Linked DNA regions of Homo sapiens: regions 1, 2 and 3 are each linked to region 4. A link is a loop called in an ENCODE intact Hi-C map of the cell type or tissue named here. Cell type or tissue: Calu3. All regions are shown on one strand. Region 1 overlaps LINC02532 (long intergenic non-protein coding RNA 2532). Region 2 has its middle 71 kb from the start of LINC02532. Region 3 has its middle 83 kb from the start of LINC02532. Region 4 has its middle 12 kb from the start of LINC02532.

The links. Hi-C counts contacts between places; a loop is a spot of excess contacts. Peaks named below come from ENCODE experiments on the same cell type or tissue, not always from the same donor. Only the 100,000 strongest peaks of a DNase experiment are listed, where the experiment ranks them.
Region 1: it touches region 4 in a loop (4-fold over the local background); 6 of 110 quality-filtered maps call a loop at or near these places.
Region 2: it touches region 4 in a loop (2.9-fold over the local background); 2 of 110 quality-filtered maps call a loop at or near these places.
Region 3: it touches region 4 in a loop (4-fold over the local background); 6 of 110 quality-filtered maps call a loop at or near these places.

What each region holds. Positions count from the first base shown.
Region 1 is chr6:106,744,344-106,749,343 of GRCh38, reverse strand. All of the region lies in intron 1 of LINC02532 (long intergenic non-protein coding RNA 2532), which reads left to right. Among named protein-coding and RNA genes, the nearest start is that of MIR587, 37 kb to the left of the region's middle. RefSeq lists an enhancer at 72-997. In Calu3, no CTCF peak of the experiment used is centred here; DNase peaks (open chromatin) are centred at 2,443 and 2,943.
Region 2 is chr6:106,855,847-106,860,846 of GRCh38, reverse strand. No RefSeq gene overlaps it. Among named protein-coding and RNA genes, the nearest start is that of LINC02532, 71 kb to the right of the region's middle. In Calu3, no CTCF peak of the experiment used is centred here; a DNase peak (open chromatin) is centred at 1,946.
Region 3 is chr6:106,868,356-106,873,355 of GRCh38, reverse strand. No RefSeq gene overlaps it. Among named protein-coding and RNA genes, the nearest start is that of LINC02532, 83 kb to the right of the region's middle. In Calu3, no CTCF peak of the experiment used is centred here; a DNase peak (open chromatin) is centred at 2,975.
Region 4 is chr6:106,796,950-106,801,949 of GRCh38, reverse strand. No RefSeq gene overlaps it. Among named protein-coding and RNA genes, the nearest start is that of LINC02532, 12 kb to the right of the region's middle. RefSeq lists an enhancer at 2,622-2,916. In Calu3, no CTCF peak of the experiment used is centred here; DNase peaks (open chromatin) are centred at 2,239, 2,659 and 3,499.

The sequences.
Region 1 (5,000 bases), 53 kb after region 4:
GGGTAGTATAACCACTACTAGGATCAAGATAGAGAATATTTACATCACCCTGAAAAGATTGCTTGCACTGCTTGTAGTCAATCTCCTACCCTCCCCCCAGCTACTGGCAACCACTGATCTGCTTTCTGTCACTATAGTTTTGCCTTTTCTAACATGTCATATAAGAAGCATATATTTTAGCAGTGAATACAACCAAATGAGTAAATAGACATTTGCATTCCCAAGTGAGGCAAGAGCTTTGAAATGGGACATACAGGCTGTGCTATGGAAGCATGTAAGCTAAGTTGGAAAGAGGCTTCTAAGCTGAGATCTGAAGGGGCAGTAGCAGTTTTCTAGGCGAAGAGTGAGAGTAAAGAGTGTTCCATGCTGTGAGGCTACTATATGCAAAGGCCAAGAGGAGACAGACCGCAAGGCAGATTCATCTGGGACCTACAAGTTTTCACAGCTCAAGGATGGAGTAGGAGAGGGTAGGAGTGGTTAGTCAAGACTTTGAAGAGATAAACCAGTTCAAACAAAGAAGTTCTTTCTAAGCATTGTTTGACCTTTATTCCCAGTAGGGAGCTATGGAAGGATCTTCAGCAGAAAACTGATGGGTTCAGATTTGCATTTTAGAAGGATCACTCTCTTGCATGTAGGGAACAGATGGAGGGCAAGGCAGGAGGTAGGGCCCCCCATTAAGAGGCTGGTGCAGTGATCCAGATGAGAGATGCTCAGAGCCGCCACCAGGGGAGGGCAGGCAGTGAAAATGAAGAGAAGTGGATAAATATTTGAGAAATGTAGGAAGCAGCAGTAACAGGAATTAGTAACTAACTGGATAGCGGAGAGGATGCGAGAGAAAGGCCTCACGGAGGATTCTTTGGTTTCTAGCTTGGACACCTGGGTGGAAGATGGTGGCATCAATAAGATAGCAACTTCAGTGGAGCAGGGTTGGAGGGGTAGGGAGAAGAGACAATAGGTTCTGTTTTAGACATGTTGAATTTGGGGGTGTCTAAGAAAATGATGTCCAGCAGACAGTTGGGTGTTCAGGTCTCAGGAAAGAGCTCTCCACGGAGCTTATTCTTTTCTAGTCTCTGTAAACAAGCTTCCAGGCTCTTTCATAAAATTTCCTTGCAAAAAAATCAAAGGATTTGTCCTGTCAAGTGGAATGTTTTTCATATGAAGGGGATTGGCTTCTTGTGTAGTTTAGTCTAGAGAGATTTGTTTCCATGCTACAAACCTTTGAAAAACCGGGAAAAAAGTAGTGATGTCCAACTTTAGTGACATCTCCTCTTCTTCCTCAATACAATCAATCCATTGACATAATAATGTTGAATATCTTGCAGATGAGGAAAGAAAAATGGAGTCAAATGAGCACACCGAGGCCAACCAGATCTGAGCTTTCTAATCTTAAATTGCCTGGGGGTGTGGATGTTATGTGTCTACTGACATGGACAGATTGTGTATGGTTGCCTTTATAAAATGAAGCCCATAGAAATGTTTCAGTAAATACAGTCCTCCAAGTGAACTAAATGTCAAAGGAAAATCTTTTCCTTGCCATCCTCCTTTTCTCTTTTAAACGGAAAGATCCTAAAGAAGCTGTATTAGTGCCCTCAAGAGAAACAGAAGCAATAGGATATATAGATCTATATATTGGATCCTATATCTAGGAATAGGATATATAGATGTATATATCCTATATATAGATCTGTCCTATTGATCTATAGATCTATATAGATATATATCTTATATCAATATATAGGATATATAGAGAGGTACACACATAGGCCTGATGTATATACATAGGTCTGATGTCTGAGGCCAGAAGATAGATGCCCCAGCTCAAGAAGGGAGCACATTCACCCTTACTCTGCCTTTTGACGCTACTTGGGTTCTCCATGGATTAGATGGTGCTCACCCACATTGGTGAGGGCAGGTGTTCTTTATGCAGCTACCCTCATGACACACCCAGAAATAATGTTTTACCAGCTGTCTGGGCAAGCCCTTGGCCCAGTCAAATTGACACATAAAGGTAGCCATCATAGAAACTCATTTCAATGTTGTTTTGTTTTATTACAGGAAGACTGAAGAAACCTAATCCTAGGTGCTGCCACTGGGACAAACAAGAAGCACCAGACACAGTGCTGTTTTAGGGTGGGGCAGAATTATGCTGAGGGAAAAGTTATTATCACTCTTTAAGGCCAAGGAAACCACAATTTTTAAAGAAGCTTCTAGAAATTCTACCCAGTAGAAAATAAAGATAAACTTCTGTAAGGAATTTCATTCTTTTCAGAATTCGCAATCTGAAATGTAGAAGCCCATTCCTTCATGGTTCTCATAGATATTTAGTGTGACTGAGGGGTCAGTGGACTCATAGCACTCAGGCCAGGCTTCTCCTGAGTCCCTTTCTTTGGCACAGAGGGAGTGATTCACAGATCCTCTACCCCCAAAGGCATTGTTTCCTCATCTCAACAAGAATCCAGCACCCGTCATTTTATCAGCACACGTCACTAGCTTCTCAAGTGAGACTACTCTGAAGTGATCTGTGTTTGAAGAATGCCTTTCCCTTTCCCTTACGTAACTAAGAGGATGAAAAAGGACACTCACTCCCTATATGAAAGCTGTGTATTGTAAGCAGTCATCTTGCCTGGCTGAGAACTCTAGGATCTTTTTCTCTGCTCTCCTTTAGGCTGACACTCATAGCCAGACCTTCTGTTTATTAGCCCCCTGAATCTATTTGAAAATATTTTTGCTTTCATTATAATATAAGTCACATTCTTCTTGCATCTGCCGCTGCATTTTCCAAAAGGGTTATGTCAAGGGAAATTCAACACTCACTTTTCTCATTATTTGCTTACCAGCTTGCTCACTCATCAAAATACCAGAGTTATTTGATACTTCAGAAGATTATTTCCCCCTTTAGATGATGTGTCAAGGGAAGGGGAGCTGGCCCCAGTATCAGGTGACAGAATTTTCTTCGCATTTCTACTGTTGACTCAATAAATGCCCTTGGGCAAGTCATGGAGCCTCTTCATACTTTGGTCTCTAGGGATAAAATCTGCCAACCGCAGCATGTGTATTTGAACCTCAGTGTCCTCTGGAATAAAAATAGGAGGGGACCAGGTGTCCATGTGACCCCAAGCTGATGGGAAGAGGATGACCATAGGACTTCAAAATGTCCTTGAGCTGTAAATTCTGTAATAGGGTCAGGCCCACCAGTGGCCTTCAGGCATTTGTCCAGTGGTGTATGGATAAGTTCTAGCACTTGAGTTTTTTCAGCACAAAGGAGGCACTATGTCAACCTCCCACCCATGGGTATTCTGTTTGCTCTGTGTCCCCGCTTCTCTGCATTTCCCTGCCATATTACTCACCACTGGTCGTAATTACTTGCTTGATCACTTGTCTCCTGGTCTGTAAGCTGTTTGAGGGAGGGGAGCACATCTGCCCTATGCAACACTGTACCCTCAGTGTGGTACACAGGAGCACATGCCTGACATATGGAAGTTATGTGAGAAACATTTGTGAAGTGGACAAATTAATAATGCTGCCTGGACTCTATAGAAATCCCTTTTCTGCATCATTAAGGTTCCCAAGCCTGGCCAAGAAGTAGTGGGATCTGATTAGCCTCATCTCCTCATAACCCTACTTCCTATAATATTATAATGAAAGCAGATCTCAGCCCAAATGCTGGCACACATACATATTTATCAGTAAGAAGATCCAAAATCGTTCATGCAGCTGGTTCTGTAAGCTTGGCAAATTTCCAGCCCTCTGAACTTTTCAGTGCTTTGTCCACACTCTACATGAAAGGGCCTCTTAAGAGTGACAGGGCAGTATTCTAAAGACCAGATTTTAATTGCACCAGGTAACTGAATTGTCTGAATTCACAGCTGAACACAGGACAAGGTCAGAATCATATTTCTTATGCCATTTAGAAAGGTGACAAGTGAAGGGCTGGCCAAAATCTTACACCCAGCTTACGTAAGAGTAGAGACTGTCCCTAATGCTTTCCCCAGTCCACTTGTCTCGAACACCATTAGGTTCAATAGTAAAAGCCCATTTCTCACTTGCTTCATGTTAATTGACTGATCACTAATTTTACCAATAAGAAGCCATTTTTATTATTTATCATTATGATTTTTATCATTTTGTTAATTAGCCAAGCTTCTGCTGTTGACTCCAGATAAAGAGAGTTAAAGCACTTGGGGTGACCACCTAAGTAGATTTTTTCATGGTGAACAAATGGAAGCAACAGAAACAGCTCAGACTTTTGAAAAGTGATGAAAAAGGCCCATGATGCCCTGCTCCTTGAAAATGAAGAAGAGGATGACTTAGCCCTGCAGGGCTCTTTTCTTTGCATGTTCTTACCAACCCTCAGGGGAGATTCAGTCTACTAGCTGGCTTCCCCACGTGGACCTCACTCTGTGGCAAGTAACTGGGAGTAATTTACCTTCTGGGTTCTCTTACAACCCCCTTAGCTATGTAGGTGATTTCAGGCCCAAGGGGGAAGATATCAGATAAGCCAGAACATTTTGATTCTACTGACCGAGTTTCCTCACCTCCCTCCCTTTGTTTCTGATAAATACATACGTTAAGGTCAGCTGAAGAGTTGTCTGTGATAATTGCCCTGAATCCTCACTCACTCCTCTGAATTTCTGTCTTCTGTAGCCTCTTAGCCATGTTGCAGGTGAAGGTCTCAAGTCATTTGCACCACTAGGAATCGTTTGTGTTATTGTGACTGATATATGTCCTCAGAGTTGTATCAGTGTTGTCCCCTACACACACATGCACATACATGCACCACACAATATGCACGTTCTATAAGACAGAGCCTCTATTTTTGGTGTCTGCTTAGCCCTCCAGTTTCCCATTGGGATTAGTTGTTTTCTCCAAGCTTCAGACAACTTGGAGATCCTGCCTAACTTTGGTTGCTCTTCCTTGTCAGACTGGAACTTACCCTCAGTATGGTACAACCAATCACTGGCTCTCAGGGAACTCATCACCCTGAACTATGCCTGACAGGA
Region 2 (5,000 bases), 59 kb before region 4:
TAACATCAGGAACCTGATTAATAAATATACGATGATTGAATAAATGTTTGAAACAATGTCACAGGAAGACAATCAAGGAATCTCCTAGTATAATTGAATTGTATAGCAGGGCAGGAAGAGTTTTTCTAGTCCTGAGGATTTTGGCCTGGAGAAAAGAAGATTTAGGGAGGACAGAAAAAGTGTCTGCAAGCATTTGAAAAGCTGCCATGTAGAGGAAGGGAGGCATGTTTTCTGGTGCTCCTGAGCAATGAACCTCAACAACAGTTTGGGAAAGGTGGCAGGAGACAATGTGTGTAGTTGGAAAAAGTTGCAGAGCAACTTACAAAAAAGAAAATGCACAAATCTTTTTGTCTAGTGGGAGTTGGTGGGTGTCAGAGTGAAAATGGCACAGTTTGGTAAGGTGGGAAAAACTCTGAGTCATAGGAAGGCTAGTGTTGGTTGACAATAAGGAAGTATATTCCATCCTCCAGGGAAGAGGGTCACTCAACACAACAGAGACTGCATTTTTTTTTCCTGGTTTTGGACAGAGTCCCATGTAGGGTTGTGAGATTGGATCAAAGGTCTCTGAAACCCCTTTATGCTTTCAGAGCCAGATCTGTCTTCTCTGATCACTCTGTCTCTCCCTTACCTCCAGTTCTCTCTCCAGAGTCAGTCGATCTCTTGTTTCTGGGCCTCTGAAGTCCTTCCCCTGTTTAGATGACATGGCCACTGATCATGGGTGCTGGGTCATCTAAAAGCAAAACACGGCCTTGAAAAAAAGACTGCACTATTAAACATAAAAATCACCTTTTTGAAGAAAAGATAAAACAGATATAACTTGGATAAACTATCATAGTATCATATTTGACAAGTGTGTACTCACATTTTTATAGATATGTTGTACTTTAGAGTTTATAACATGGCCACTGATCATGGGTGCCACTCAGCTCTCCCTTCTGGCCATAGACGTTCACCTTTCCCCAGCTCCAGCTGCAGTGGTGTTGACTGTGGCCGAAGGCTCATGGCTGGGCTCACAGCTGAGTCCCTCTCCAGAATTTGCCTCTGTGGAAGGAAGCTGCCTCACTCAACCCAAACTTTCTCCCCTCCACCAAGGGCAGCTCTCATCCAATGACAGATCTATGCTGGAGGAAGAAAAGCCCCTTGCCTCCATTTGGGACATTTCCACAGGGTCTTCATATGGGTTCTGAACCCACTGTTGCCAACTGCATCACCATTCAACTTCTCCCTCTGCCTAGTTTGGCTTCTCTCCCTCCCTCCCCAATATGTGTAGTTCCTGGGAGCAAGACTCAACATTATTCCTTTCTAATGGTGCCTTAGCAAAGTACCACAAGCTGGGTGCCTTAAAACAACAGAAACATTATAGTACAGTTCTGGAGGTTAGAAGTCTCAAATCAAGTCACTGGCAGGGCCATGCTCTCTCTGAAGGCTCTGGGGGAGAATCTTCTCCATGCCTGTCTACCAGCTTCTCATGTTTCCAGCAAGCCTTGGTGTTCCTTGGCTTGTAGATTCATCACTCTAACCTCTGCCTGCATTGTCACATGATGTCCCCTATGTATATGTGTCTGTATCCACATTTCCTTCTTATAAGGATATCAGTCAGCCCACCCTAACCTGGTATGAATGCATCTTAAGTACATCTGCAAAGAGTTTGTTTCCAAATAAGGCCACAGTCACAGGGATGGGAGTTAGGACTTCAACCTCTTACCAGAAAGAAGGGAACTGTAGCCACCCAACAGGTTCACCTCGCCCACGGCCTAGACAAAACTGAATTGTCAAAACAAGGAAATTGCAATAGAGAAAGAGTAATTCATGCAGAGGTGACTGTGCAGGAGACTGGAGTTTTATTCTTTCTCAAATCAGTTTCCTGGAGCACTCAAGGATCAGAGCTTTTAAGGATAATTTGCTGGGTCGTGGGGCCAGTGAGTCGGGAGTGCTGATTGGTTGGGTCAGAGATGAAGTCATAGGGAGTGGAAGCTGTCTTCTTGTGCTGAGTCAGTTCCTGGGTGAGGGCCACAAGACCAGATGAGCTAGTTTATCAATGTGGGTGGTGCCAGATGATCCATCATGTTTAGAGTCTGCAAAATATCTCAAGCACTGACCTTAGGCTTTACAATAGTGATGTTATGCCAAGGAGCAATTTGAGGTGGGTCAGACTCCAGACTCTTGTAACCGCCAGCTGTATGACTCCTAAACCATAATTTCTCATCTTTTGGATAATTTGTTAGTCCTACCAAGGCAGTCTAGTCCCCAGGCAGGAAGGGGGTTTGTTTTGGGAAAAGGCTGTTATTGTCTTTGTTTTAAAGTTTAACTATAAACTAAGTTCCTCCCAAAGTTAGTTCAGCCTATGCCCAGGAGTGAACATGGACAGCTTGGAAGTTAGAAACAAGATGAAGTTGTTTAGGTTAGATCTCTTTCACTGTCTCAGTTATAATTTTGCAATGGCAGTTTCAGGATCCTTGGTTTTTAGTCTTACTTGGAAGAAAGAATTCTGCCAAGCAACTAATTTACTCAAAAAAAGAGAATTTACTGAAGGAAAATAGAGAGCAGAGAGTTTATTTAGAGAGCCAGGACACTCTGAAAGATAAGCCCGAGCAGGCTGCTGAAAGAGAGTGGGCCAGCAGCAGCCCGAGAACTCTGCGCTGGGTTTTTATGATGTTGATTTTTTTTTTCTTGGCGTTCCCACCTCTGTCTTAAGTCTCTGCCTTTTTTCTTTGTCTAATTTTCCTGCTTCTGCCTTAAGTCCCTACCTTTTTCATACCTAGTTCCCACCCCAGGCTTGTGGGACCCTCCCTTACTAATGGTGCACACGTGTGGGTTCCGTGTTGAATATGGATTCTACCTAATGGCTGCATTGCTCATTACTGCCACTCAAGGAATGTTGTACAGTGGTCAAATCTTATTGTGCCTGCATTTCTCTTCGGAATTTCTCCTTTGCCCTATTAGCATGTAGCTAGCGACAATGTGACAGGTGAACTGCAGAGTGAGCAATTACTGGGGTCTTAAGAGGCGTTCCTTTCTGCCAAGGTATTTTCCCTCCTCTCTGCTCACATCTCACATGCAGGTTTTGGGTGATCTCTGGGGTGTGAGATTTTCCAGGCCTCCCTTTTCTCAGGGGCTGCCCCACCTGCTCATGTCTAGCTATCTGCCTACTTTAACAAATCTATCTTTTGAGAGGGTACCATTCAACCCACAACACCAACAAATTATCTATTTGCAGATCTCCCTCTCAGAATCTGTTTTCCAGGAAATCTGATCTATGACACCACTCAAACCCTAGTTTTCTTGTGATTCTGGATTCTAGACCCACAGCCATGACTAACCTTTAGCCTGGAGGCTAAAGGAACTCCATCTTGGATGCTAATCTCCCATGTTGACTTTTTTTTTTTTTTTTTTTTGAGACACAGTCTCTCTCTGTTGCCCAGGCTGGAGTGCAGTGGCATGATATCTGCTCACTGCAACCTCTGCCTCCCAGGTTCAAGTGATTCTTCTGCCTCAGCCTCCCAAGTAGCTGGGACTATAGGCACGCGCCACCAGGCCCAGCTAATTTTTGTATTTTTAGTAGAGACGGGGTTTCACCATGTTGGCCAGGATGGTCTCGATCTCTTGACCTCATGATCTGCCTGCCTCAGCCTCCCAAAGTGCTGGGATTACAGGCGTGAACCACCGCACCTGGCCAGCTCATTTTTTTTTTTAAATCATAAAGGTAATTCATATTCATTAAAGGGAATTTAGAAAATAGAAAAGACCAGGTAGAAAAGAAGTCTTAATAATTTTGAGTATAGAATCCCTAGAAAATGGATATGCTGCAATTTATATAACCACTTATCTGTTGTTGGTCATTTAGGTTGTTTCTGTTTTTTCACTATTATGATGCTGCTGTGAATATCATTGTGCCGAAAAGGTTTTTTCTACATTTAGAATTTCGTTAAGATTGATGTCCACAAGTGTTAAAGGATATGAAGTTTGTCCCCCCAAAGTAACATTTTTTCTCATTATAAAATAGTACATGATTATTGCGCACACTGGGGGAAGGGGGGTGGACTTTCTTTTTATTTCCAGAAGCTGCCTTCAAGTTCTTTCGTGCCTCAGGGCCTTTGCACTAACATCTTTCAGACGTAGCTGCCACCTCCTCAGAGAGGTTTTCCTTGACCTGAAATTCAGAGGCACCAGTCAACTCTGTCTATCAAATTATTCTATTTAAAATTTCTTGGAATGATCAGCTTCTGAATTTTTTCTTGCTTATTTGGCTATTTTCTGTCTCTCCACGAGGCAACAAGAACCTATAGGGTCTGTCTTATGCAAAATCATAGCCTCAGCACCTGGCACTGTGCCTAGCATATAGTAGCTGCTTCATAAACGTTTGCAGAATGAATGACCTTTGGGTCACAGGTCCACCGGCGACTCACCAGGGGTTTGTGCCCCTTCCTTCTTTCCTTCTCAGTGGAGTTTGAAGCACTTACGGGTGTCAAGGAAGCAAGTCTTATCGCCCCTTTCCACCTTCTATGAGTTTTCTTTGGCCACTCAGAAGCTGACTCACTGTGGCTATAGGAGAAATAATACTGGATTTTCAGAATTTCACCCAGTGAAAAAGAAATGTAGAATATGAAGACTTGTTCAAGGTATTAGGTTGGTGCGAGTTTACTGACAAACTCAGTCAGTGTATGCTTTAAGATTGATTAAAAGTTTATTTGTAATTTTAATTAAAGGTTACCTAGTATTTTCCAGCAAGGTTTGGAGCTGGGGTCATTAATAAACAGGCTTTGTCTTTATTGATGCTTTGGTCAACACCTTTCCAGGTGTGCAGAATGATTTTTGGTCCAATTACACTAAAAATAAGAATTCTGAATTCAGCTATGACTATTTATGCTGTACTCAGTCTGTTCAAAGATAAATACTAAATGAGGTAAAGACTCAATTTTAACTGCTTAATAAATCTTTAAGTAGTATAATGGTATAATATTTACTAAAAGTGGCAAATATTGATGAGTGGTAAAGTAAAT
Region 3 (5,000 bases), 71 kb before region 4:
CTGTCAGACTTGAGCAACCTTGAAATAGAATGATTATGAGATTTAAGGTGGTGGTCTGTGCTGCATTCGCGATATTTATCCCACTCGTCTGTGTGCACGTGTGTATGTGTGTGTGTGTGCGTGTGTATGAGAGAGAGAGAGATGGGAGAGAGAGTGCCTGCCTGAGATCCAGAGAGACCAAAAGGAAGGATAGGTTATGTTCATCTTCACTAATTCCTTGAAGTGGCAGAGTCTTAACCTGACCTGGCTTTTCTTTTATATTTATTTGATGGAACTACCCATATCTCTTAATCAATATGTCTTTGTACTCATATTTTTTAAGGCCATTTCCTGCTTCTTCCCCTTTTCACAGTGCCATTTTTTTTTTTTTTTAAAGAAAATGCTGTTAATACATTCAAAATCTTTCCTCTGCTGCCATGTTGCAGTTACATTGCTTACTAATTTATTCTCCTCCTTCTTAATGGTATAGCTATCCTCTTCTGGATAAATGGAGTCTAATAACATTTCATCCTCTGCCATCTGGCTTATCACTGGCTTGGAGACACAGCTCTGGGATTTTAGGTAGCCTCAGTTTGAGATGACCCAAATATTGCAAGGGCAGTCAAAACAATAGACAGATCAATTTTCACAACTTTGTACCGGATAAGTTTAGAAGGCAACTGCTACTTTTTGAAGAACAGAAAACATGTGAATGTTGTCTCTTATGGAGAGCCAGAAGGCTAAGAGAGGATGTAGTTCTTGTCCCAGACAAATGTGTGATCTTGAGAAAAATTACTTAACTTGCCCAAGACTCAAAGGCTTTATATGTAAATTAAAGACTTTTTCCTGCTGAAAGGCAGAGGACTGGACCTTTGTTTCAACCAGATTTAAGGTTCTGTCAGTACTAGAATGTAAGAAACACTACCCACCTACACTGATAGATTTTAAACTTCTCCAAGGCAGAGTTGGGTCATATTTCCCTTGAATACCCCTACAGCTCATGGCACACTATTAGTCATCTTAACAGCCACCCTTTGCTGAACAATTTATGAGCCACGTACCTGCCTGGGGACTCAAACTTGTTCAGCAGTGGTTATTAGGAGAAGAGAAGGAAGGGAGTGGGCCACAGTGTGGGGCCTACAGCCTACCCAAGGGCCTCCAGCTCCTGAGAGCAGGCAGCTCTCCGGTGTTGGCATGCACTTCCCAGGATCTAAAGGAGAGATCTTTATCTCTTCTCAGGCCATGCACCGGCATATACACAGCTTCAGGGCAGAGACAGCTGGAAAAGTGTGTCCAGGGCAGAGGCAGCTGGAAAAAAAGTAAGTATTCATACTCCTTTTTTTTTTTTTTTTTTTTTTTTGAGACAGAGTCTCCCTTAGTTGCCGAGGCTGGACTGCGGTGGCACAATGCCGGCTCCCTCCCTCTGCCTTCCGGGTTCAAGCGATTCTCCTGCCTCAGCCTCCTGAGTAGCTGGGATTACAGGCATGTGCCACCACGCTCGGCTAATTTTTGTATTTTTAGTAGAGACGGAGTTTCATGTTGGCCAGGCTGGTCTTGAACTCCTGGCCTCAAGAGATCTGCCCGCCTTGGCCTCCCAAAGTGCTGTGATTACAAGCTCTATCCACTGAGCCTGGCCCATAAGTTTCTTCTAATACACAAACAAAGCTCAGCTGTTGGGCTGCACTGGGCTGCTTGGGTTGTGGATGGAGAAAAACATCAGAAAATTATCCAAATTAGGATGAAAAAGTTCAGTAAGAAGTGAGAGCAGAGGTGGAGAAGGCAAGAGTATGGGAGAAGATGAGAGGGACTTAGGGAAGCAGCTGTCTTCATGACAGGCCTAGGGGAGAAGATTTTCCAGCTAGGATTTGAGAGTGTTTCTCTGTGTGTTATAGGAGTGTAATTCCTCTTTCTGGGCTACAGCCCCCTGCCCTGAGACTTCCAGGAAATGTAAAATGACTCTTTAAGATGTTTTACATTCAGATTTTCTTTTTTCTGCCACCTGGTGCTAAAATGGGCCTAGGGAAGGCCCAGGCTTAGGTTGAACTGGCAGGAAAAGCTTTTCTCAATAACCAGAATCAAGTGGCTCTGCTGACAGCCCTCGGTTTTCAAAGGATCTTGCCAATGGGAAGGATTATGCATAGTGATAGGCAGAGTTAATATGTAGCAAAGTCTTGCAGATGGTTGGAAATGCAGGCCCAACAGATTCTTCCCTCATAAAAAGTGCCAACAGTTTCTTCCCTCATCTCTAATGAATGAGTAATTACAAAGCACCTTCCCATCCATTGTTCCACCTTTGTACCCACGATAACCTATTGAACTAGGCATGGTAAACTAATACAACTCCTACTTAGTAGACAATGTTCAGTGACCTGCCCAATTCACAGAGCTAAGAAGGGCCAGACCTGGGCAAGAATCCAGATCTTCTGACTCAATTTATCTTCATTTGTCTAGGCTCCTTGCCATCTCAGTCTGTCTACCGACAGTAGCACCCCTTCATTCTACCTCCCTGCACTCCCCTCCACCCCCTTGATCATCCCAGGCTTGAATATGGAAGTTGAGGTTTTAGGTCCAAGTGCAACAGAAAACATAATGGCTAAAAAGCCCAAGAGCCTTTTTGCATGTTGCATATATCTTAATGGGAGATATAGAGCTTTTTGTTATTAGTGGGACCTGGGCTCAGTAAATTTGGGGTGATATAACTTACCTATAAATTATAAAATCCAGGAAATAAACCACAAGATAAATACCTCACCCTTCTCCATGTGCCATGCCTTACAATCAACCTGTTGTGGGAAATAACTGGAAGTGAGGGATTAGTCCCCTGAATACATAGAACATTATCTTCTGTATTTTTATTTTTTAGAGACAGAGTCTGGCTCTGTCACCCAGGCTAGAGTGCAGTGGTGTGATCATAGTTCATTGTAACCTCAAACTCCTGGGCTCAACCATTCTTCCACCTCAGCTTCCTGAGTAGTTGGGACTACAGGCATGTGCCACCATGCCCGGCTACATTGAACATTATCTTGACAATGCTCCCTAACCATATAAAACAAAATACTTCAAAACCATCAAGGCATATTTGGAATTCTCCAAGCATACTCAAGGTAAGTATCTGCCTCAGGCCTGTTTAGTATTTCTATCAGCAGCTTGAAAAGTAATGTGAAAGGAATGTTCATAGATTGTTCATAAGGCCAAAGCTGAGAGAGATGGCTCATTTACTGTGTGTAGTTATGGGGAGGCAAAGCTGTAATGCCAGGAGGCCACATATTGAGCAGCTTCTGTGTTCATCCAAACATTTTCAGCTCTCAGGCCCTAGACCTGCTCATTTCCAAGCAGTTTCAACTTCTTGGATATCATGGCCACATCCTGGACCTTGCTATTACTCAGGACTGCTTCAGCTCATGCACTTCCAGCATCATGCTCTCTAAGCACAGTCTTTCAGCTCTTGTTTCTGACTCTCTATTTCACCTATTCTGAACGCATCCACTTCTTGTTGCTACCAACTTCCTTTCTTTCTACATTAGTGAGTCCCACCACTTCCTACCTAGCTTCAAGTCAGAAACTTGGATATTCCCCTCCTATTCCCCTTACTACCCCAGACTTGAATATTGAAGGAGTTCTGAATATACTACCTCACCCTTATGCCAATTTGTCATAAGGAGTGTTTTGCGCTGGAGGCAACTAAGAAGCAGCCAACGTAGGAAGAGCTTTTTGCCTTCCCCCTCTCTGTCTAAAAGCAGGACATAAATTTCCCTATGTGAAGGTGTTCCCCCTCCCCTTTCCCGTATCAGAGAAGAACAACCCTATCACTGCAGACAGAAAAATTGGCACTAAGATGGGACCGCACAAACAAACCTTACTAAAATAAAGCCCCAGCTGTCATTAGTTTCCCTCATATATTTACCTTTCAGCAATTCATCACCTCTAGAAGCCCAAACCCCCTTTCCTTCGTCTTGTCACTTCTTCACAACTTTATCACACTTTGTTAAAGTGGTATATAAACCCCTGGTCTAACTGCCTCTTTTGATCTTTTCTTTTTCTCCATGAAGACCTTTGCGCACCTAATAAAATTACACTATTTACATCAAATACAATTTGTAGCTAGGTATGGTGGCACGTACCTATAATCTTAGCTACTGGGGAGGGTGAGGTGGGAGGACTGAGGAGTTTGAGACCAGCCTGGGCAACATAGTGAGACCCTGTCTCTTAAAAAAGAAACACACACACACACACACACACACACACACACACACACACACACACACGTAAGCCATTTTTCTTGTTAATTTGTCTTTTCTCAGTTTAATTTATAGGTCCCACTCATTTAATATAAGAGGGTAGAGGAAAGTCCTTTTCCTTCCCTACAATATGAAATTTGAATTTATCAGATTTTTTGCTCCCTATATCAACTGCTTACCAGATTCTGTAGATAAGTCTATCCCCTATCCCTTGTTTCTATTCCCATAACTGCCCCCATGCCAACCGTTCCAATGTAATTGATGCACCTGCCAGGTCTGCTTGAGGATCTCACTAAAAGCCACCAGGAACATCTACATACTACTTTCAGAATCCCCTTGAGCTCCTTCCTGCTTTTTTGATTCCTCTGATCATCAGCCTTAATTGAGGCACTATATCTTCCACCCAACTTCTTGGAGTGGCCTTGGTATTCCTGGAGGGAAGAACATTGAACCCTCACTGGGCCTATCTAAGAATAAGTCTTTATCACATCTTGCAAAACTATGGCAAGCATTCTCAGACCTTCCTACCTGCCTCTTTTATTTCCTTTCTTTTCACCCAGGCTGGAGTGCAGTGGCATGATCATAGCTCACTGCATCCTCAAACTCCTGGGCCTAAGTGATCCTCCTACCTCACCCTACTAAGTAGCTGGGACTGCAGGCACACACCACCATGCCTGGCTAATTAAAAAAATTTGTTTTGTACAGATAGGGTCTCACTATGTTGCCCAGGCTGGTCTCAAAATCCTGGGCTGAAGCAATCCTTCTGCCTTGGCCTCCCAAAAT
Region 4 (5,000 bases):
CCCTTGTCCCCTCCACTTCCCCCCAGCTGTGAATAGCTGAAAGGCAGCCAGAAGTTAGAAGCCCCTCACAGAGAAATCTGCAAGATTGCTTTATGGACGTTACCCAGGTGTTACTTTCTTACTGAGTCTCAGAGCTGTAATCAAATGCCTTCTGATGATATTCATCGTGCAGATTCGGGAAGCTTTGTGGGTCTCACTGGTATCCCACAAAGGGATGGTAAAGGAAGGGTATGAAATGAATGTGCCATTTGGTCTTTATCCCCCTTGCTCGCATCTGGGTGCCATGGCAACCACCTCACTCTGGAGAGGGGTCTACCAGGGGCCTTCCTATACGTCAGCCACAGCCTTGAAGGGCTGCTTCAGGGACAAGACAATTTTAAAAGAGTTTCCCATCAATCACCAAGACCTGTCATTTTCTTCTTCAAAATGCTTTTTGCATGCAGCTCCTCCCCCGCTTTGCCCGCTTGCTGGCATCTCGATCCAGCCCTCTCACCCGCACCCCCTCTTCCTGTGCCTTGAGGCCTGCGCTCCTTCTGCACATGCTTGTAAGAAAGAGCTCCCTAAAGCATTGCTCTCCTTGGGCCGTTCCTCCACTTGGAAATCTAAAATAGCTTCACATTGCCTTGGAGATCCAGCAAGAATACTCCTGCTTGTTTCCAGGCGCTCTGCAATCTGGTGTTCCCATTGTCATTCACTTCCCATCTCTTCAGTGGTGGCTTGGGTCAGCCTGCCTTCCCTGCTCTCCTCTCCTTGAGGCGGGAATTCCAGGCCCAGGGGTGTTTCCTCACCCCGGTTTTGTTCTTCAGATACTCTCAAAGCACCTTTTCCTTGTCCTTCCTAGTGCCCTGCACAGCTGTCATGAATGTATGGGTTTCATAGGATTTTGTTTATTGTCTGGCCTCCTCAACACACTGGAGCCCTCGGAGGGCAAGGACGCTGTATGAATCTGCTTAAGGCCACCATGACAAATTCCACAGACCAGGGGGCTTTAACAGTAGAAATTAATTTTCTTGCAGTTCTGGAGGTGGGTAGTCTCAGATCAAAGGCTCAAGAAGCACGTTTGGCTTCTCCTGAGGTCTCTCTCTTTGGCTTGCAGGTGGCCTTTTCTCTGGTGTCTCTTTGTGTCTCCAAATCTCCTCTTATGATCACACCAGTTAGATTGGGTTAGGGCCGACACTAAAGGCCTCATTTTAATTTCACTGCCTCTTTAAAGGCCTTATCTCCAAATGCAGTCACATTCTGAGGTACTGGGTGATTTGGGCTTCAACATATGAATTTTGAGGAGACATAATTCGGCCCATAAGAGGCTCAATCCTCTCTGGCTCATGTACCTGCAGCACAGGTACATGTCTGGACATGGAAGGTAGGACTCAGCACAGGTTTGTGCCCGGAATGATGCCTGTCTCTGAGGTGTCCTGCTCCTCACCCGCCAGTCCTTCCAGGCTCAGGTCCAGCCCTGCCCCACATGAAAGCCCTTCTTAAGCCCTGGGCGACTTTCTTCTCAGAATTTCTCCAGTTTGCACATATGCAGTCTCATCTTGCTAACTCTTTCAGGAGTTTTAGCTTTGACCCCTTAACTAGCATAGACCACTGGGCTGTTCCTCCCACAGATCAGCCAACAAAGGGGCTGCTCTCAAACAAACTCCCCTCCCCCACGTGAATGATGCTTTTTCCCTTTGGAAGGATCTGGATCCATCATTGATTAAAATCTTCACGAGGAGGTCTTTGAGGGAGGACGGCCAGTTCCAGGGAGTGGCCCCTCTCAAAATCACCTGGCCTTCCGGAGTGAGCTGGAATCGAAGCTGAGAGTTTGGGTACTTGAATCCACAAACTATTAGGTTGGTGCAAAAGTAAATGTGGTTTTTGCATTAAGAGCAATGGCAAAGATGGCAATTACTTCTGTACCAACTTAATATGTTTCTTTTGTCCTAGAAATAATCACAGACCAAGATGAGAAACACAATCTGCTCATCAGCCTTTCCCAAATAATGGATTGAAACATTTTACTAGCTCAAAGCATTTCAAATCTGTATGGAGATTTTGTTTGGTTTCTAACCATTATTCTCTTGCCAGGCTGGGGAGCAAGTCTTCTGAGATTTAAAGAGTTAAGACTGGTTATGTCTACACATCCCCGGATAACTTAATTATTGACCCAGCTTGTAAATCATTCATAGCTTTCCAGAGATATCTATATACTTCTGCTGGCAGCAAATGAAATCCTGGGCTATTTGTGGAATGGTGGTTGGGGTCAGGGAGAGTGTGAAAAATTAAGAATAACAACACTTCCTTTCCTTCCTGAACTTTAATTGCCCCTTTAAATAAAGCCAAGGCTTTCTTCCTTTGCCACCTTCTCAGAGCACCTCAGTTAACTGCCAAGAAGGCTCTGGTTTCACTTGCCATTCTCCATGTCATGCCACTCAAGGATACTAGGTGACTTTGGTTTCATTTAGGAGTGAAGTCGCTGGGATCAGCCGTCTTGCCTGGAGTCCCCCTGGGTTACAGCCAGGGCTTTAGGAATGCAACATCTTACATTTTAGGTAACTCTTCTAATCCTGTCCCTAAGGGGCTGGATAAGAAATGATGGCTTTCAGCTGGCCTGCCAGTGAGGCATCTAGGCGGGTTTGTGGTTAACCAAGGCCACACACCCAGTGAGCAACAAGATGGGGTTTAATGGTAGCTGTGTCTGGTGGGGGCCACACCTCTGTGGTGTCTGGTGTCAGCCAGGCCTGCGTACTTTCAAATCAGAGGAGAGGTCCGGTCAGGGTTCCCAGGCTGCAGGGTCAGGTCCAACGCCTGTGAAAACAGACACCCAAATAATCAAAGACCTGCATTCCTGTGTCTAAATAGCAGCTAATCCTCACTCCTTTGAAGGAGCAGAAACCACAGGTGACAGTGAAGCCGTCAGTAGAATCAGCCACCTGGTTTGTTTGTCCCCAAGTCCTATAGTTCTCGGAGCCCAAAGGAACCTTAATAGCGTCTCAGTCCATTTTACAGACAAGAAAAATACAGGGTCAGAACACTTTTATTGCAAATTAATACAACCTGGAAAAAGGCTATTTTATTCAAACCAGAAAAGAAATTAATGTCAAGAGACTTTTTTTTTTTTTTTTTGGAGTTTCGCTCTTGTCAGCCAGGCTGGAGTGCAGCGGCGCAATCTCGGCTCACCGCAACCTCTGTCTCCCGGGTTTAAGTGATTCTCCTGTCTCAGCTTCCCAAATAGCTGGGATTACAGGCGCCCGCCACCACACCTGGCTAATTTTTGTATTTTTAGTAGAGATGGGGTTTCACTATGTTGGCTGGTCTCAAACTCCTGAACTCAGGTGATCCACTCACTTCGGGCTCCCAAAGTGCTGGGATTACGGGCATGAGCCACGGTGTCCGGCCGCAAGAGACTTTTTAAGGTAAACAGTTGAATATTTTAAATGCCAAAAGCTGATGTCGTAATTTATTAAAGCCAGAGGCAAATCTTTCTCAACTTGTTCAGTCAACACAGTCCAGTTTCTAGTCAGTTTCAGCTGAGTGTGTCTGGAAGCACATTTTCCCTCTGGGGAAAACTACTGGCCTAGCTGGGCCGCTCCTTAGGGCTTTAGAGTTGTCTCTTTGTTTTCCTTGAATGTGTAGTGGCTCATTGGTGTGGGGTGGGGAGGAATTCAGACGAGGAGATCTGCAGGGGAATTTTCAATAAGCTTTGAGTGTTTTATAGGCATCCTTGCAGACCACACTATAAGATGTGGCTTTGTGACCACCCATCCCCTTACAGAGGCTTCTAAGAGGCTGAGATTTCAAAATCAAACTTCACAGGCAGGCGGACTCAAAGCCTCGCATCAACCAGCCACACACCACCTTTCTCAACAACCTCATTTTGCACCTTTGGAGAACATCTGTTAGAATCAAGCAAACCCTTTTCCCAAATTCTACTCTTGCTTGTTACCATTTCTGGCCAGTTGTTTTTACATGTTATTTTATTTAATATTCATAAAAATCCTACAAGGTAGGTTTTATCATCTCCAATTTTCATATGAGGAAACTCAAGCTCTGCACAGGTGAGCAGCTTTCTCAAGCTGCATAATTAGTAGCATCACCAGTGTTGTCTTCATTCCATGATGCCATTTAGCAAAGCACAGTACCCTATAATTTTTAAAAAGACTCTCTTGACCCTAGTGTAGAACTCTGTTTGGATAAACAGATGACCAGAGAATGTGGCTTGTATCAGGAGACTTCACACTGCAATTTTAGAGTCCTGTACCTGTAACCTGTGTGTGCGTATGTGTATACACATTACTATTGCCATTTCTTCTTCTCATCAGTTTCCCACCAGGATGAAGTCTTTGTCTGGCTTGAGGATGAAGTCTCTATCTGAAGGCTGCAGAGCTTTGTCTGTTTGCTGGGGAGAGCTGTGGGCCTTTGAAGTATACCTCTGTGCTGAATTGTTTTGGGGCAGGGGTAGGCTTGTGGGGTAAGGGGAGAATCTTGTTTACTCACACTCACAGTCCCAGAGACTGTGCATCTTGCCCTGGCTCAACCAGTTCACAGAGGCCTGGATGAGCTTTATGCAAGAGAGGTCTTTATGGAAACACAGACGAAAAAAGCTGCCTGAACACATGCCAGAAATGCCACTTCAGGCTGTTAGGTTCTTGCTCTTCTCTCTCTGTGCGCCTTTTTGGCTTTGAGTAATTTGAAGGGGCTCCAAACCCCAGTTCCTTACCAGGCCTCTTTCCCCCACCAGTTTCAATGCTTCTGCCAAACTGAAAAGGTGAGCCCAGCAACCCTCTTTCCTCAAGCAGTCCTGCTCCATCCCAGCTACATTCTAGGTCAGGACACTAAAAACCCACCCCAGAGTGGATGTACAAGAACAATATTTTACTCAACATTTTGGCTTTTTAAAATTAAACTTAGATGAAAACTGGCTTTACAGATGTTGGAACACTGGTGTGGCCCTAAGAGCTGGCTTAGTTGGGGTTTATGAGGCTTATATGAGATGATGTTTTCCCATGCCTGAG